2 separate regions of the Mus musculus genome follow, and region 2 is linked to region 1. A link is a loop called in an ENCODE intact Hi-C map of the cell type or tissue named here. Cell type or tissue: heart. All regions are shown on one strand.

Region 1 (8,000 bases):
TCCAGAGAAATGGCTCAGTGGTGAAGCACATACTGCACTTGCAGAGGACTGAGGTCTGGTTCCCAGCACCCACGTGATAGCTACCAACCATCTTTAACTCCAGTTTCAGAGGAACCAACCCCCTCTGCAGGCACCAAGCATGTGCACGGCATACTTGCATACTTGCAAGCAAAACACTCGCACACACAGAATACAAATAAATAAATTAATTAAAAAAAATAGTAATAATGTGTACGGCGATTGAGAAAGACGCTGGCATCCCCCCACGCATGCGCCTGGGCATGCGCATGTGCACACATGCATGTACACACCCCTCCAAAACAGAGATTCTGTGGTCTAGATAACAGGTGGGACTCCGCCTAGGTGGGGTATGAAGAGGAGGCAATCCAGGAAGGCAGGAAGAAAGGCTTCCCCAAGCCTTGGTTCAGATCTGGCCTCAGATGGTGTCTTAGTCAGTTTCTATTCCTGCACAAACATCATGACCAAGAAGCAAGTTGGGGAGGAAAGGGTTTATTCAGCTTACACTTCCATACTGTTGTTCATCACCAAGGAAGTCAGGACTGGAACTCAAGCAGGTCAGAAAGCAGAAGCTGATGCAGAGGCCATGGAGGGATGTTCTTTACTGGCTTGCTTCCCCTGGCTTGCTCAGCCTGCTCTCTTATAGAACCAAGACTACCAGCCCAGAGATGGTCCCACCCACAAGGGGCCTTTCCCCCTTGATCACTAATTGAGAAAATGCCTTACAGTTGGATCTCATGGAGGCATTTCCTCAACTGAAGCTCCTTTTTCTGTGATAACTCCAGCTGTGTCAAGTTGCTCCAAATTAGCCAGTGCAGGTATTCTGTACTTTTTTTTTTTTTGGCTAATATCCACTTATGAGTGAGTACATACCATGCACGTCCTTTTGGGTTTGAGTTACCTCACTCAGGATGATATTTTCTACCTGAGTAGTATTCCATTGTGTAAATGACCCACATTTTCTGTATCCACTCTTCTGTCCTGAGATATCTGGGTTGTTTCCAGCTTCTGGCTATCACAAACAAGGCTGCTATGAACATAGTAGAACACGTGCCTCTGTGGCCTGGCGGGGCATCTTTTTGGGTATACTCCCAAGAGTGGTATTGCTGCGTCTGAGGCCACCTCTTGTTCTCAGAGTTCGCTCTAAATGAGTTCCAACAGCACATGACAGTTTACCAACATAGTTCCTATTCCAGTGTGTGCTCAGCACATACCTTTGTCCCGTGAAGTCCCCACAACATGCCAATGAGATCAGTATTGCAATTTGACACATTTTGATTCTTTAAGGAAGACACGTGCTCAGTGTTACATTGTTATTAATGATGGGCCTGTGTTTCTAACCCAGATACTGAGCCCTTACCATCTGTACTGGCTAATTTTGTGTCAACTTGACACGCTGGAGTTATCACAGAGAAAGGAGCTTCAGTTGAGGAAATGCCTCCGTGAGATCTAACTGAAAGGCATTTTCTCAATTAGTGATCAAGGGGGAAAGGCCACTTGTGGGTGGGACCATCTCTGGGCTGGTAGTCTTGGGTTCTATAAGAGAGCAGGCTGAGCAAGCCAGGGGAAGCAAGCCAGTAAGGAACATCCCTCCATGGCCTCTGCATCAGCTTCTGCTTTCTGTCCTGCTTGAGTTCCAGTCCTGACTTCCTTAGTGATGAACAGCAGTATGTAAGTGTAAGCTGAATAAACCCTTTCCTCCCCAACTTGCTTCTTGGTCATGATGTTTGTGCAGGAATAGAAACCCTGACTAAGACAATACCCAAGATACAGTCCAGAGAACTCAGAAAGCTCAACAAGCTGAAGTGCCCAAGTGAAAATGCCTCCCTCAGTCCCACTTGGGAGGGAGAAGAAAGCAATCACAAGTGGGGAGGGAGGGAGGGAGGGAGGGAGGGAGGGAGGGAGGGAGGGATCTGAGAGGGAAAGTGGATAGGACTAGGAGTGTGGAGGGTAAGAGGGGAACCTGATCTGGTATTGGGTGAGGGAAAAGGTCTGAAGCCCCGAGGGCCAGCAGAAAGAATGTGAATAGTCAACCTCTGGAGGTAGGAGGTTTGTGGGGACCCTCCAGAATGCACCAGAGACCTGGGAGGTGAGAGACTCTCAGGACTCAAAGGGAAGAACTTTAGATGAAATGCCAGACAATAGGGAGAGGGAACTTATAGAGCCCACCTCCAGCAGGAAGTCAGTGAGGGAGGGGGTTGCCATTCTACAGTCAAAACTCTGACCCATAATTGTTTCTGTCTGAAAGAACTGCGGGAATGGAAATGGAGAGAAGCCTGAGGAAAAGAAGGTCCAGTGACCGGCCCAAAGTGGGATCCAGCTCAAGGGGAGGTCCCAAGGCCTGACACTATTACTGAGGCTATGGAGCACTCACAAAAAGCGACCTATCATGACTTCCCTCCGGAACAAGCAGCTGAAAGAGTCAGATGCAGATATTTGCACCCAACCAATGGACAAAAGATGCTGACCCTTTGGTTGAATTAGGGAAAAGCTGGAAGATGCCGAGGAGGAAGGCAACCCTACAGGAGGACCAGCAGTCTCAATGAATCTGGACCCCTGAGATCTCTCAGACACTGAGCCACCAACCAGGCAGCACACACCAGCTGATATGAGGCCCCTGACACATACGGCAGAGGACTGCCCGGTCTGGGTTCAGTCAGAGAAGATGCACCTAACCCTCAAGAGACTGGAGGCCATAGGGAGTTTAGAGGTCTGGTTGGGTGGCGGGCGGGGACATCTTTGTGGAGACAGGGGTTGAGGAAGAGGTATGGGATGTGGAGCAGTCAGAGGGTGGAGGGGGGTGGGAATAAAATATGAAGTGTAAAAAAATAAATAGATAAATAGATAAAAGAGATGGCCTCATATTCTCAGGCTTGACTGTGTCTATCCCAGAGTCCTCCGGGAGTCCATGTTCTGGGTCCACGACAAAGAGAACTGCTAAGGTTGTCACAGCAACGAGCCCTGAAAACACCCAGACAGCAAACCAATCCCATCTGAAGTTACTCTGGCTTACCCTGTAGTATCAATACACCTCACAGAGTTCGTTCTCTAAACTGAACACTCACAAATGGCAATCAGCTCATTTAGTACAGGCTCAGTCACGGACAGAACAAGCAGGAGAAAGGAGCCGAGAGGGCTGCTGGGGCTCACGGAGCTGGACTTGACGCACTTGGCCTAGGCCATGCGTGTGTGTGTGTGTGTGTGTGTGTGCGTCCCACTTACTCAAGCCTCCTGGCCGCTCACCCCGCCCCCACCCCAGAAGAAGCAGGCACAGCCACACCTGACCTCTTCACTCGAGTCCTGGAAGTGTGAGGCCCTGGTTCTCAGATGTCTCCCTGCTTTCTGGCACTTGGCTCTTTCTCCAGAACTGTTACATCTTCCCCCACAGAGGAGACTGTCCCCGTTACACTGAAAAGGAGAGTTTGCGTATTTTCAAGTTAGTTCTTATTGTCACTAGATGCCTCTTTAGTTGTGACGATGCCATCTTATTGATACGTTACACTTCGTATAACCCCTCACTCGCTGAGGGGTGTTTGGACAATTTCTAGTTTTCAACATTTTACATAGAACAACCAAGAATATCGCAGGCTTTACCTCCTAGTCACAAAAGCAAGTTTATTGAGACAAATAGGATAATTTACCCATTAAGAATGTATAAATTGACAGCAGTTTTAAAGCTGTTTTGAAGCTTGGACTAACTGTCAGAGCACCTTCTGAAATGTAAATATCATACACGTTAGTAGTCACGCCATCTTCCCCGTTCCATCCACTGGGCCTCAACTGGTCTCTATTTTATCTTCAGACTCTGTAGATTTCCTTACCGTCAAAATGAAAGTGGAATCACACACTACTCCAAAAGACCACTCCATCCCGTCATGTTTCGTGACTGGCTTCTTTTACTTAGCACAACAATGTCTTCAAGGCTCCTCTCTGCCATCACACATTTTAATTTAGCTTTTCATGTTTTTATAACGCTGAATAGGACTCCATTGCATGGGTATTCTCTTTCATTTTCATCTTGGGGGTATTTCCATGTCGGAATAATGAATACTATGACTGTGAGCGTTCACGTGCATGTTGACTGTAATGTGTTTATGTTTCTAATGGGCCCTCTGTGGTTATACCATTAATCCAGCACTGCTCCCTGCGGTCTAACTCTTGCTAGACACCCTAACTATTTTGGGGTTCCTTCTCAGGTGTACACTGACGATCTCATCACCTTCCCTACTTCAGAAACTCATGAGTCGTCCAGTCATCCACGCTACTTCTCCGTGCCCTTTCCTAGCCATAGCCAGTCCAGTCGTCACTTAAACAGGAATATCCCCCGGCCCCCAAGAAGGCCCTGCTGATGGCCAAGAACCAATCCTTTACACACGCACGCTGCTCTGTTTATACTTTCGAAGTTATGTGCTTAGCATCCATTTGTTCACCATCTTATCTCAAGTGCTGAGCACAGTGCCCCGTTTATAGCAAGCTGCTTAAGACTGGATGCTTGGCTACATATAAATAAGGTCTCCTTTATAATGCCTCTCAGCCCCAAGTTCGGTAGGATGGGTGACATACATTTTTTTTTTAGTTGAGCCTCTTTTCTTTTTTTACTATCTTTTTTAAAAGTTTGGGCATGGTTTACATACATCATAATTCACCCCTCCTGGTCCACAGTACTGTGAATTTGTCATGCGAATACATACATGTGATCATCACCATAATTAAAATACGGAATCGCTCATCACCCTTGACCTTGCCTTTTCCCCTTTGTAGGCAGCTTCAGTTGAGGTCTTCTGACTCAATCAGTGGAGTCGTGACGCATGTAGCTTTCTGATTTAGCCCTTTCTCCCTCAACGCAATGCAAGGTATTGTAGTAGTTTGCTCCTTCTTACTGCTGAGCAATATTCCATTGTACAAGAGCACAGAGTGAGGGACCTAGGAGCTCTCAGTCACAAATGAGATAGTCTTCATCAAACCTACCTACCGCTCCTTTCAAGGCTCAGGGATGTATACAGAAGAGGAGGTAAAAGTGATTGTAAAAGCCAGCGAGGATGGAGGGTACCAAGGAACCAGTATCTTACAAGTTTGAGCCGGATGTTGTCACAGCATTGAGAGGAGAGCTTGGGATCCCACTTCTCACTGAGAAGTTATTTGCAACCAACATCCACCTGCAAATGAAAAAAGCCATTTTCTCCAATGGAGTGTCACTAGGTAGATTGTCTTAGTTAGGTTTTTATTCTTGTGAAGAGACACTATGACCACGGTAAAACATTTAATTGGAGCTGGCTTACAGTTGAGAAGTTTAGTCCATGGATCATCACGTCAGGAAACACAGCATGTGCAGGCAGACATGGTGCTGGAGAGGCAACTGAGTTCTGCACCTAGATCTGCAGGCAGCAGGAGGATACAGTGAGCCACTAGGCCTGCTTTCAGCTTCTGAAACTTCAAAGCCCAGCCCCCATGACACACTCCCTTCCACAAGGCCACGCCTACTTCAACAATACCATACCACCTAATAGTGCCACTCCCTATGGGTCTATGGGGGCGTTTTCATTCAAACCACCACATACATCAACTATACTCCAGAGCAGGCCCCATGCCCAGGAATAGTTGGCCACAACAAAATGAACTTCATGCATTTTTCTGTGGACTGTTTGTTTTGTTTCATTTGGGCATATTTTTATCTAACTGGTGGTTGTTTTGGTTTTTTTGTGTGTTTGCTTGTTTTGATATGATTTGATTTGATTTGATTCTTGTTTTTTGAGAGGTGTTGTTTTTTGAGAGAGAGAGAGAGAGAGACCATAAAGTTGGGAAAGGTAGGGATGTGAGGAGGATATGGGAGGAGCTTGAGGAGGGGAAAGCATAATCAAAATATATTATATACATTTTTCAAAATAGGAAAAAGAAAATCTCATTGTATTGCTGAACCATAGTGTTTTTTTTTTTTTTCATTTCCCAGTTGAAGAATATTTGAGGTATTTCTGGTTCTTGTGATTAAAGTTAGCATAAACATAGCATAAAGGTTTTGGGTGAAATACTGGGCTGTGTGGTAAAGGATGCTTCACTTCATAAGAAGCAAATGCTCTTTCACAATGGCGACACCACTTTGCACTCTCGCCGGCCGGGGTGTGTTCCAGCTGCTCTGCCCCTGTTTACAGAGTGCTCCTATTCTCCAAAACGCTGGGCATCCTACCTTAGATACCAGATGCTGAAGTGATTGATCACTGAACTTAGAAACCTTAGGGACCAACATCAAGGTGGCTTATCTCATGGAGAATTGAATTAGCACAAGTGGAAAGAAGCATTTTAGTTATTAAAGTATCACTAAACGTGCAAGGTAACTCATCTCATTTCCTAGACCTTTGACTGCCTCCCACTGGCCCAGCCCCAGGAGGCCCCAGGAAGCTGGAGACCGTGTCTTCTCCTCACAGAAGTGAGTAGACTCCCGTATACTCCAGAAAGTACGAATGCAGAGTTGTGTGGCTAACTAAAGTGCTTTCAAGATATGCTTTTAAAACCTTGGTACTGAAGGCAGAAAGAAGCAATAGAGAAACAATCCATGGATCTTGAGAGTCGAAGGGCCCCCGTGAAGAGCCAGAGTGGGGCTCTGTGTCCACCGAGTCGGGGGCTGATTCCCTCCGGTTTCACTTTTCTTCCTAAGGTGAGTTTTGTGCCCCATCCTTGCATGTGCCATCTGGAGAAGAACAAAGGAGGCTGTGGGCGAAGCCGCCCCATCTACCACCCTGCTTGGCAGCTACACCACAGTGAGTTCAACACAGGACTCCAGAACCACCTGCAAAACCAGAGAGCCATCTGCGAACTCCAGAGGATCAACAGAGAATTTGCTAAGCCCAGTAGAGGAATTGCAGCCGGGACTGTCTCAAGCTCCACCTCAGCGATGAGGTAGACACTGTTTTCACCAGTCAGCATGTGATGTTCACCTCTTAAGACAGCAGTGCCAATGAGCCATAAAGTATGTGCCTAGAACAGCAAACATGCATTTCCCTGTCACAGTTCTAGAGAACAGCAGCCATGTTGACTGATGTCCTCGTGGGCAACGCAAGTGTTACGGCTCAGAGGAGAAAGGTATCCTGGTAGTCAGGAACCAGGACCACAAAGTCACAGGCACAAGGAACCTCACACAGGAGATTTAGGAAGGAGTAGAGTGGCTGCCTCTTCTCTGGTAAGAAGCAGGAGGTGGGCTTTATATAGAATTTCAGGGGGTGGGGGTGGGGGGAGGCGGATGCTTTCCAGGGCGGCCTGGGATTGGTTGAAGTTTTGTGGTCTGCTCTTGTGGCAAGCTGATCTTTGTGGTTGTTAGAATAGTCTGGAGGGTGGAGCCTGGCTACTGGCACCTCAAGGGGCTTGCAGGCAAGGATCTGGGGGAAGAACCATCCTGACCTACAGACTTTCTGGTGGGTCCTGGTGTTCCTTGGTTTGAGGGGAACCTCCAATCTCTGCTTGATGTCACATGGCCTCTCTGAGGCCACCTCTGGTTTCTTGTCTCTTCTAAGACAGTCTCAGGGCCACTCTAACCTGATCTCATCTCTACCTTTCTCTAATGTTATCTTCAGAGTTCCTTGTTCCAGTTAAGGCATAGCGGCCAGGTGGACTCATCTCCCGAGAGACATTACTCCAACCTGCTGCCGGTGCTTAGCTATAGAGAATCAACAACAAAAGCAACCACTGTCACATGAGAGGTTAAGGTTGTAGCTTGGTTAGCAGAGCACCTGCCTAGCATTCATGAGGCCCTGGGTTTGATCCCTAGTGCCATATAAACTAGACACGGTGCATGCCTGAAATCCAAGGACTCAGGTTGCAGAGGCAAGAGGACCTTGCCTACATAACAAGTTGAAGTCCAGTTTTGGCTACATGCATTTCAGAGGTTTAGTCCATTATCATCAAGACAGGGAGCATGGTGGCATGCAGGCAGATATGGTGTTGGGGAAGTAGCTGAGAGTTCTTCAACTGGATCTGAAGTCAGCAGGAAGAGA
Region 2 (8,000 bases), 200 kb before region 1:
AAGAACAAAACCGTAGGCTGGCTCACAAAACTATAAATAGAAACTGAATTCAATCTACAGATAATTGGTAACAAGTCATCAAATGAGCATCATGCAGAGGAACCAACTCAAAAATAAAGTCCCAAGTGTTCACCTGCCAAACATGCACAGGGCAGCTTTTCCATATGGACGCTGTTGTAGGCATTGGAACATGGTGCAAAATAAAACAGGCACCCTCAGGTGCAGGCCTCAGGTACAGTCTGACTAATACTGAGCCTGTTAAATCTTTGTTTTGCTGCTGTGAAATGCTGAGACCACAGATCAGAATCCTTCCCACTGTAGCAGTATAAAGCAAACCAACATTTCAGGATAAAGGCTTGGCTTTAAATCCAGTTGAATAATCTTAGTTCAAATATTTTTTATAATTTTTAGATTTTGCACCACTCCGCCGCCCCCCAATAATTCTAGCTGTAGACCCACCCTTCTCTAGTATGCATTGACATATGCAACCGAGGCTTGGGAGATCACTTATTTAAGTCAATAAAATGGTTTCCTGTCCTTTGTAAGAAAATATAAATACTTTAAGACAGTCTTTGCATATTTCCCAAGGGGTTTGAAAGTAGCATAACTAAAGTCACTTCCTTTCCTTTCCTATCAGCTCTAGCAAAATTCTGGCCCGTCATCTCAAGTCAAAAGTAAAAAATCAAAAAGCATCCAATCAGTATCTCCTCATAATCCCTAAATAGTAAATGCTGACACACTTTGCTAGATTAAGCTTTTAAACTAAAATAACAAAGCAGAGAAACAGAAGAGAAGCTGTGTAAGAAATACTAGTCAGTCACATTTCCCGGATGCAAAGAGCCGGGACTGGGGTTTCACAGAAGGCAAGCTTGCCTAGACCCAGTCTTACTTTAAGAGGAGAAAGCTAAGACTGTTGTTTCAAAGATCTCTAGAACTGGTTCTCCAAGAAGGAAGACTTCAGAGTCAGCATCAAGCCCAACTACAGTTTGAATGTACTAAGTTGCCTCAGCTCTCTAACGGTCACACAGACGGCACACAGCCCACAGCTGCTCCTGTCTTCTTGAGTTTCCCCTACTGTATCTTCAGTGAGACACTGGATAGCTGATATCTTGCAGCAGTAACACTCTCACCTCTGAAACAGGCAACCATGGTTTGGGTACTTTAGACTCTAAAATGGCTTTTAAAGTATTGAGGCATAACATTAATACAGAACTCTACCTTGAAGCGACTTGTACAGAATGTATCAACTGCAATAAAGTCTGAGAAAAACGTAAGTACTTTTATTTAACCGTTCTTTCAAAAAAATCTGAAAATGGGGCTGGAGAGATGGCTCAGCGGTTAAGAGCACTGACTGCTCTTGCAGAGATCCTGAGTTCAGTTCCCAGCAACCACATGGTGGCTCACAACCATCTATAATGGGATCTGATGCCCTCTTCTGGTGTGTCTGAAGACAGTGACAGTCTACTGATATATATATAAAATAAATCTTTAAAAAAAATATGAAAACCAAATATCAGAAAAATGAATTCAATTAAATAGAATTTCTACATTTACTAAAAGAGTTGTACTTATGCCTGAATTTGGTTAATTTGGTAAGATTTAAGTTTTATTAAAAACAACACCTATTTAGTACTTACTACATAAGCCTACAATGAATGACCAGCTCAAGCTTTAAGAAATACACTCATGACAGTTACCATTATCCTAGAGTTTGCTTCCACTACGCTCAAGACAGTTGGCAGTATCCTAGAGTTTGCTTCTGCTCTTGGTGTCTACTGCCCCTTTACCTAATAGTTTACTTCTTGGATGCAAACTCTCCATTAAGCAAGTTCAAATAAGTTTGAAATGGTGTAAGATTACAGGAGCATTTGTAGGTCTAAATTATCTATCCTGTTGCTGCTTTTAAAATAAATACTAAATAAAACTATTGTAAATGAAGTGATGTTTATGAGAAAAATCAAAACCTGACCTTAGTCATTTAAAGACAAAAAAAATAAAAGAAAAATTTTAGTTTTATTATTAAAAACAAACAAACAAACAAAGCAGAATTTGAAGTTGAATATTCTTTCTTTACAGTGAGTTGAATGACTTTTGTAAACCAGGGTAGATGCTGTCAAACGGAAAGACAGTTTTCTCAGTGAGGCTGCCTGGGCTCCCAACCATCACAGCTTCCTCAGAGAGCTGGGCTGAGTGTTCTGTTCATCACAGTCACTTTCAGGACTGAACACACTAAGGAATCAGCAGCAGCCATGCTGCCGCACTGCACAGCATCAAAGAATAAGTCTTTGGTTCCTGTGTGAAGGAACTAAAGGTTTATGAGTGCCCCTTCTTCTACCACTCAGGATTTCAGTCTGGAAAAAAAAAAAAAAATCAGACTGGGAAATGTCACCCTTACTCCATGGAACCTGTTCTCAATCAAACACCTTAAGTTTCTATTGTTTTAAATTAGAAAAGGCCTTCAAAAAAACTAAACACAGTCCCTGTGTCTTCTGGTAGCCTTCCAAAGTCATACTTACCTATTACCCTGTACAAAGGAGAAGGAAGGCCTTGGTGCAACAGTACAAGATTATGGCCTGCCCAAAATCTGCACATGGGAACATGGGAAGACCAAAAAGGAACCATAAAAGAAGTAGGCCAATCATTACTGTTGTTTCATTTGTGTAACCATTAATTAACGAAGAGCTAAAAAGTAGCTGCACACGGTGGACTTGATACACAAGACGCATCCGTTTCAGTATCACTTGTCTCTGGGTCCTTAATCTCCTTCACAATTAAGTGCACAAAGGCCACATCCACGCTAATAAACCTAACACTTAACAGACCGATTTTCCTTGGGATGGCTGGCTACACGTGCACTTTGAAACACTGTCATAACTGATTTGTTTCATCTTTTCCTCAGACAAGCACCCTGTGTACCACTTCAGAAGAAAGGAAAAGGCTGGGACATCAAAGGACCGTGCGTGACACTGGGTCTGAGACATCTTTTCTGGTTCGCTGTCATATTTTTTTACTGTAGTCTTTTCTGACTCTAACCCAGGTGTTCTGCGTACAAACCCGAGTCTCCTCTCTAAATAACAATCAAGATGTGAATATTGTAACAAGTTACGAATTGTTGGCAGCTGAGCCATCATTCTCCCCGCGCGCTGTTTCCCTGGGATTGCTACTTTGAGGATAGGTAGAAGGGGAGAGAGAAATCTGAAATGGTTTCCCTACCAAGGTGAAAATATATGAAAATACATCGGGATCTTTGGAAAAGCCGAACGCTGCGGACCGCGTCCCCGGAGATACCGCGCTGGTGCGGCGGGGGAGCGGCCGCGCCTCCGGGCACAGCCCCCCGAGGGCCCCGCCAGCCCCGTCACGTCCACGCGCGGAGTTGCGTACAGCCCGGGGCTACCACCCCGTCACGTCCACGCGCGCAGACCAGCGCTCCCCGAGCGCGCCCGTCCCGGACGCCCCTCGGCCACTCACCGTCCGTCGTCCAGCCCCGGGCCGCACCCTAGCGAGGCCGATGGAGCTCCGGCTCCAGGGCCGACGAACCCATGGCGGCGTGTAGCCGACGCGGAGTGGGTGAGGAAGTCACGCGCGGAGACCACTGCAGATCCCGGGCTCTCAGCGGAGGTTTTCCCCCAAAACCCCTGCGGAGCTGACACATCAACAAAGATGGCGGCGACGCCTAAGCCGGCGCGGCTACAGCTGAGGGGGCGGGGCTCCCTGAACGAGCCAATCAGCGCGGCGCGGACCGCGTGACGTTAAGCACCTGGAGGCGGGCGTGGTTTTCGAGGCGCCGCCTCCAGTCCTCGCGGTTTCTAGAGGCCCCGCCCAGCATCTCCGTGCCACCTCCACTTAAGCCCAAGGAGGCTGTAGCAGGCTGTTGTTGTCCGGTTGGGCCACTCTTTCCCTTTCCCGTCCCAAGCCGGTGCTTTCTATCGGAAGGAAGTTGCCATCTTTTTTTCTTCACCCTTTGGCCGGTCATCTAATGAGTCAGTGGCATAAAGTAATAAAAGAGAACTAGAGATTGTGGCTTCCCGGTTCTGATGGTGCAAACTTTGCGCTGCCTGTGGGTGAGCCAAGTCCGCAGGAGCAGCTGACTTGGGCATGCGAGCTTCATCTCTGGGAGAGAGCTCTGCAGGGTTTCCATAATAATAATTGACCTGGGATCTCCAAGTGGCACCGAGTGCCATTGTTTACTAGTAAGCTTGTTAGTGTGCTCCACGCAGAGGACCTAAGCCTGCCTGGGCTGCGTAACCCATCCGGTTGCATGGTTGCACGCAGGTTGTATATTATAGTGACTAAGCCCAGTTGGAGGAGGTAGGGAAGGTGAGCAGTTTTAGTCTGGAGGTTTTGCAAACCACCTCTGTCCGGAGAAAAGATGTGTTAAAGTTCTGGGCCGTGTAGACAGTTGTAAGTGAAAATAGTTAAGACTCGTCTTCAGTGGCAAGTTTGTAAATCCAAGCATATTACTGTTAAATTACTTTCATAATTGCTGAGGAGGAAAATCTTCAATGTGGTATATTACTAACCCTCTGTCTTTTTTTAATCAGAAAATGACAACTCCCTCCTCAAATTATGGTAATGTATTACAGTACGTTTTACAATTAAGGTGCGGTGGTGACTTGAATAGACTCATGTATTTGAATGCTTGGCCCATAGGAAGTGGCACTATTAGGAGGTGTAGCCTTGTTGGACAGGGTATGTCATTGTGGAGGAAGGCTTTGAGCTCTCATATAAATGCTTGAGCTACACCCAGTGTGAGACATATTCGGTCTCCTCCTTGCTGCCTTCCAATCAAGAGGTAGAGCTCTCTGCTCTTTGTCTCTAACCCTAACCCTCAACCCCCTGCACACTGCTGTGCGTCCCAGCGTGATAATAATGGACTAAACCTCTGAACCTGTAAAACCAGCCTTGATTAAATGTTGTCTTTTATAAGAGTTGCCTTGGTGTGAAGAGTGTCAATTCACAGAAATGAGACCCTAACTATGGGTTGAGCCGGGAGTAGTGGCTTACAATGGTTATCCAGGCATTTGGGAGGTGCAAGTAGGAACCACTTAGGGTTTAGCCTGCAGGAGACCCTTTTCCTAAATGCATACGTATATACATACATGCATGCATTCATACAGACATACATAGGTTTTCTTACTTTGAAAAGAATGGCTGGACTTTAAACATTCCTAGTAAGGTATGTTATCCCAAAAGGAGGGAAGACACACTGAGTTGTTTATCTGTTCATATTGTTAGAAGTAACATTAGCATTATTTCTGAAATGTACTTCAGAACTTATAACTGGTAAGAAAATGTATTAAGCATGTCTGGGAAACTAATTTTTTAAATCATAAGAGAGAAGAAATACAGGTGTAAAACCAAAGAGATGAGATGGAAACGCTGCAATCTGAAGTGGAAACGCTAAGGGTTCTTTGGAACGTGCTGGATGGTGTTCTGCTGGGGCAAACACATGAAGGAGTGTTCCGTTAAAGTGGACACAGGCATGAAAGGCTAAGTGAAGGAATGTTTCCCTGAAGCAGACACAGGAGAGGATGCTAAAGCAAAGGCTGGGGCCTGGCTGTCTCTGCTAGGTCGTGCCACCGCTGCTGATTTCCTGCTTGCTATCCTGACTCCACTGAACTGAACTGCTGGTGTGTCTGTGAAGTGTTTGCACGTGGATCGAGCTGCTGCTGTCTTTGAACTGTGAAGTGAACTGATGATTTCCTGACAACACAGATGGGAGTTGCTCCAAAGAACCTTTCTAAACAGGTCCACTCTCCCCCCACAACCCCCATATCCTTTCTTTTCCACTAACTCTGGTGGGTGGTGGGCTCCAAGGGAGGCTAAAGTGTTTAAGAGCCATCATTAAAAATCGGTTTTGAACAAGCTAAAGTTACAGCAATCCTACATTTGGATTTAGAAATATCACGATGAAATTGGAGATTTATTTTTTTCATGGAGAAGTCGGTGCTACAATATTTGCCTTAGCATGGGGGAAGGCCTGGAATTCAGTCCTGGGGGTGATGGGTGACTACTGAAAAGAATCCCAACAGCCTAACGCACACCCTTACTCTCCACATCTCTATTTTCCACCAAAGAGCCTGGACTGAAAAGTTACAAGGCGTGGCTACGAGTTTGGAGCAAGAAGTGTGTAAAATAGCGTAGGACATATTCTGTTCAGAGGTGGGGCATAACGACTTTCTCCTCTATCACATTGTGTGGAAAGGGGGAAACTTTACGGGGCAGAAATGTAATAAATGTCAGTCATATGATGACGCCTGTTATTCATTATTGTGAATCATGTTCATAAAATGTATCAGACAGTATCCTACAATAAAAGTGTGACTTTGCCTCTGTAGTCTTCCAAACAACTCATACTCCATTCCTATCAAGTGCATCAGACAAACCCCAGGACCAGGAGGATGCTTCCAAAAGCCTCCTCGGTGCTCCTGGAAGCTGTCAATCAGGAGAAACTGCCTTGGCTATGGGAAGATAGCTAAATGTGATGTTAGATTCTGGCTAAAAAGATGTATAGAAGCAGGGCAGGAATCCGAACAAATCATGGGCTTCGTTAATAACAGCAGTTTCAAACATGTTTGTTTTAGGAGAAACTGATTGTAACCTCACCAATGAGAACTCTTCTTTTTCTATATTCTAGAAATTAATAAAAATGAAGAAAAGATAATGACCGGCATGATAGCTGAAGGAAAAGAGAGAAAAAGAAATTAAAAAAGGAAGGACATGACTGCTCCTAGGTATGGTGTAGTAGGAGGTTTATTATAGACATGAGGGAGAGCAGAGACAGAGACATCTAAGAGAGTCCAGAGGGAACCTGACCCTGACCTGGGTTCTGTGAGGAGCCGGGGAGAGGGAGAGCCAGGAGAGAAAAGGGTAGACAAAAGCCTGGAGAACCAACATGGCCAGATTATATAGGGAAAGGCAGCTGGGGGAAGAGCAGCCCAGACCCTGGGCTGGAGAAGTTTAGGGGTTGGGGGTGGGGTATGCCAGTCATACCCTGTAACAGGTAGGGACTGAGGGATGCTGGGAGAACCTATCAGCCAGGTCCAATTTGATATATTAAATAGGCACTCAACCATTCGTCCTGGGTTTGAGACATAACAGTAGTCCATGCCTTTAAAACCCCAGCATTCCAGAGAACCACAGGTGGTTGGTTATCTCTGAGTTCACGGCCAACCCGGTCAACATTGCAAGTGACAGAGGCACGTGGGTCTCTGTGCTCAGGGTCTACATCCAAGTAACAGGCCAGCTAGAGATTACATAATGAGATACAGTCTCAAAACAAAGGAACCGACTTCCCAAAAGTTGTGCCCTGACTTCCACATATGTGCCATGGCACAAAATAAGTGAAAATGTAAAAAGAACAAAGACATAAATCTGAGCATTGCTTCTTAACATTCAAGAAGTGACTGTTTGGGGGCCTGGGTCTGGCGTGTTTAGTTTCCAGAGGAGGCAGGCCCAGGAGAGTAAGCTGGAAAACCAAAAGTCCCTCACCTAGTTAAAATAGCAACCTCAGTGACTCTCAGCGCGGCCTCCGGGACACCTTTCTAGAGAAAGCTAGAAATTCCTGTAAAGCTAGAAATTCCTGGGTGAGCCTGCACCACCACCAAGCACCTGCGGGTGATCAATCAGAGCAGCTCCGCAGGCTCGGCTGCACTGGGCGCGTGGGTGGGGCTGCGCGCACGTGGGAGTAAACTGCGCAGGCGCGGGCCCCGCACCACGCGGCGGCTTTGAGCGTCCGAGGCGAGGTGAGCACGGGTGGAGCTCCTGGACCTCGGAGCTGCGGGGTAGGGCAAACGCCAGCATGAGTGGTCAGCTTCAGAAACCAGTCCGGGCCAGCGCCCTTTCTTCTTTTTCTGGGTCAGGCGGTCCAGGGCGCCCGGGCTCCGGAGCTCGGTTTCCAAGACGGTCTCGGGCGTGGGTCGTTGGGAGCCGGAAGTCCAGAGCTGGACGTTGAGGTCGGGCGTTACACCGGGCGGGCGTTGGGCGGGCACAGGAGCTGC

Evidence for each region. A loop is a pair of places that touch in the nucleus more often than their neighbours do. Peaks named below come from ENCODE experiments on the same cell type or tissue, not always from the same donor. Only the 100,000 strongest peaks of a DNase experiment are listed, where the experiment ranks them.
Region 2: it touches region 1 in a loop (2.5-fold over the local background); 4 of 42 quality-filtered maps call a loop at or near these places.

What each region holds. Positions count from the first base shown.
Region 1 is chr19:57,018,382-57,026,381 of GRCm38, forward strand. It overlaps a transcript of Afap1l2 not described here. Among named protein-coding and RNA genes, the nearest start is that of Afap1l2, 14 kb to the left of the region's middle. In heart, no CTCF peak of the experiment used is centred here; no DNase peak of the experiment used is centred here.
Region 2 is chr19:56,818,520-56,826,519 of GRCm38, forward strand. It overlaps Ccdc186 (coiled-coil domain containing 186), which reads right to left and starts at 3,680. Exons shown (of 16, transcript NM_170757.2): 1 at 3,469-3,680. Tdrd1 (tudor domain containing 1) reads left to right here and starts at 7,690. Exons shown (of 26, transcript NM_001002238.2): 1 at 7,690-7,745. In heart, no CTCF peak of the experiment used is centred here; a DNase peak (open chromatin) is centred at 3,732; H3K4me3 peaks cover 2,608 bases; H3K27ac peaks cover 2,139 bases; H3K27me3 peaks cover 1,606 bases.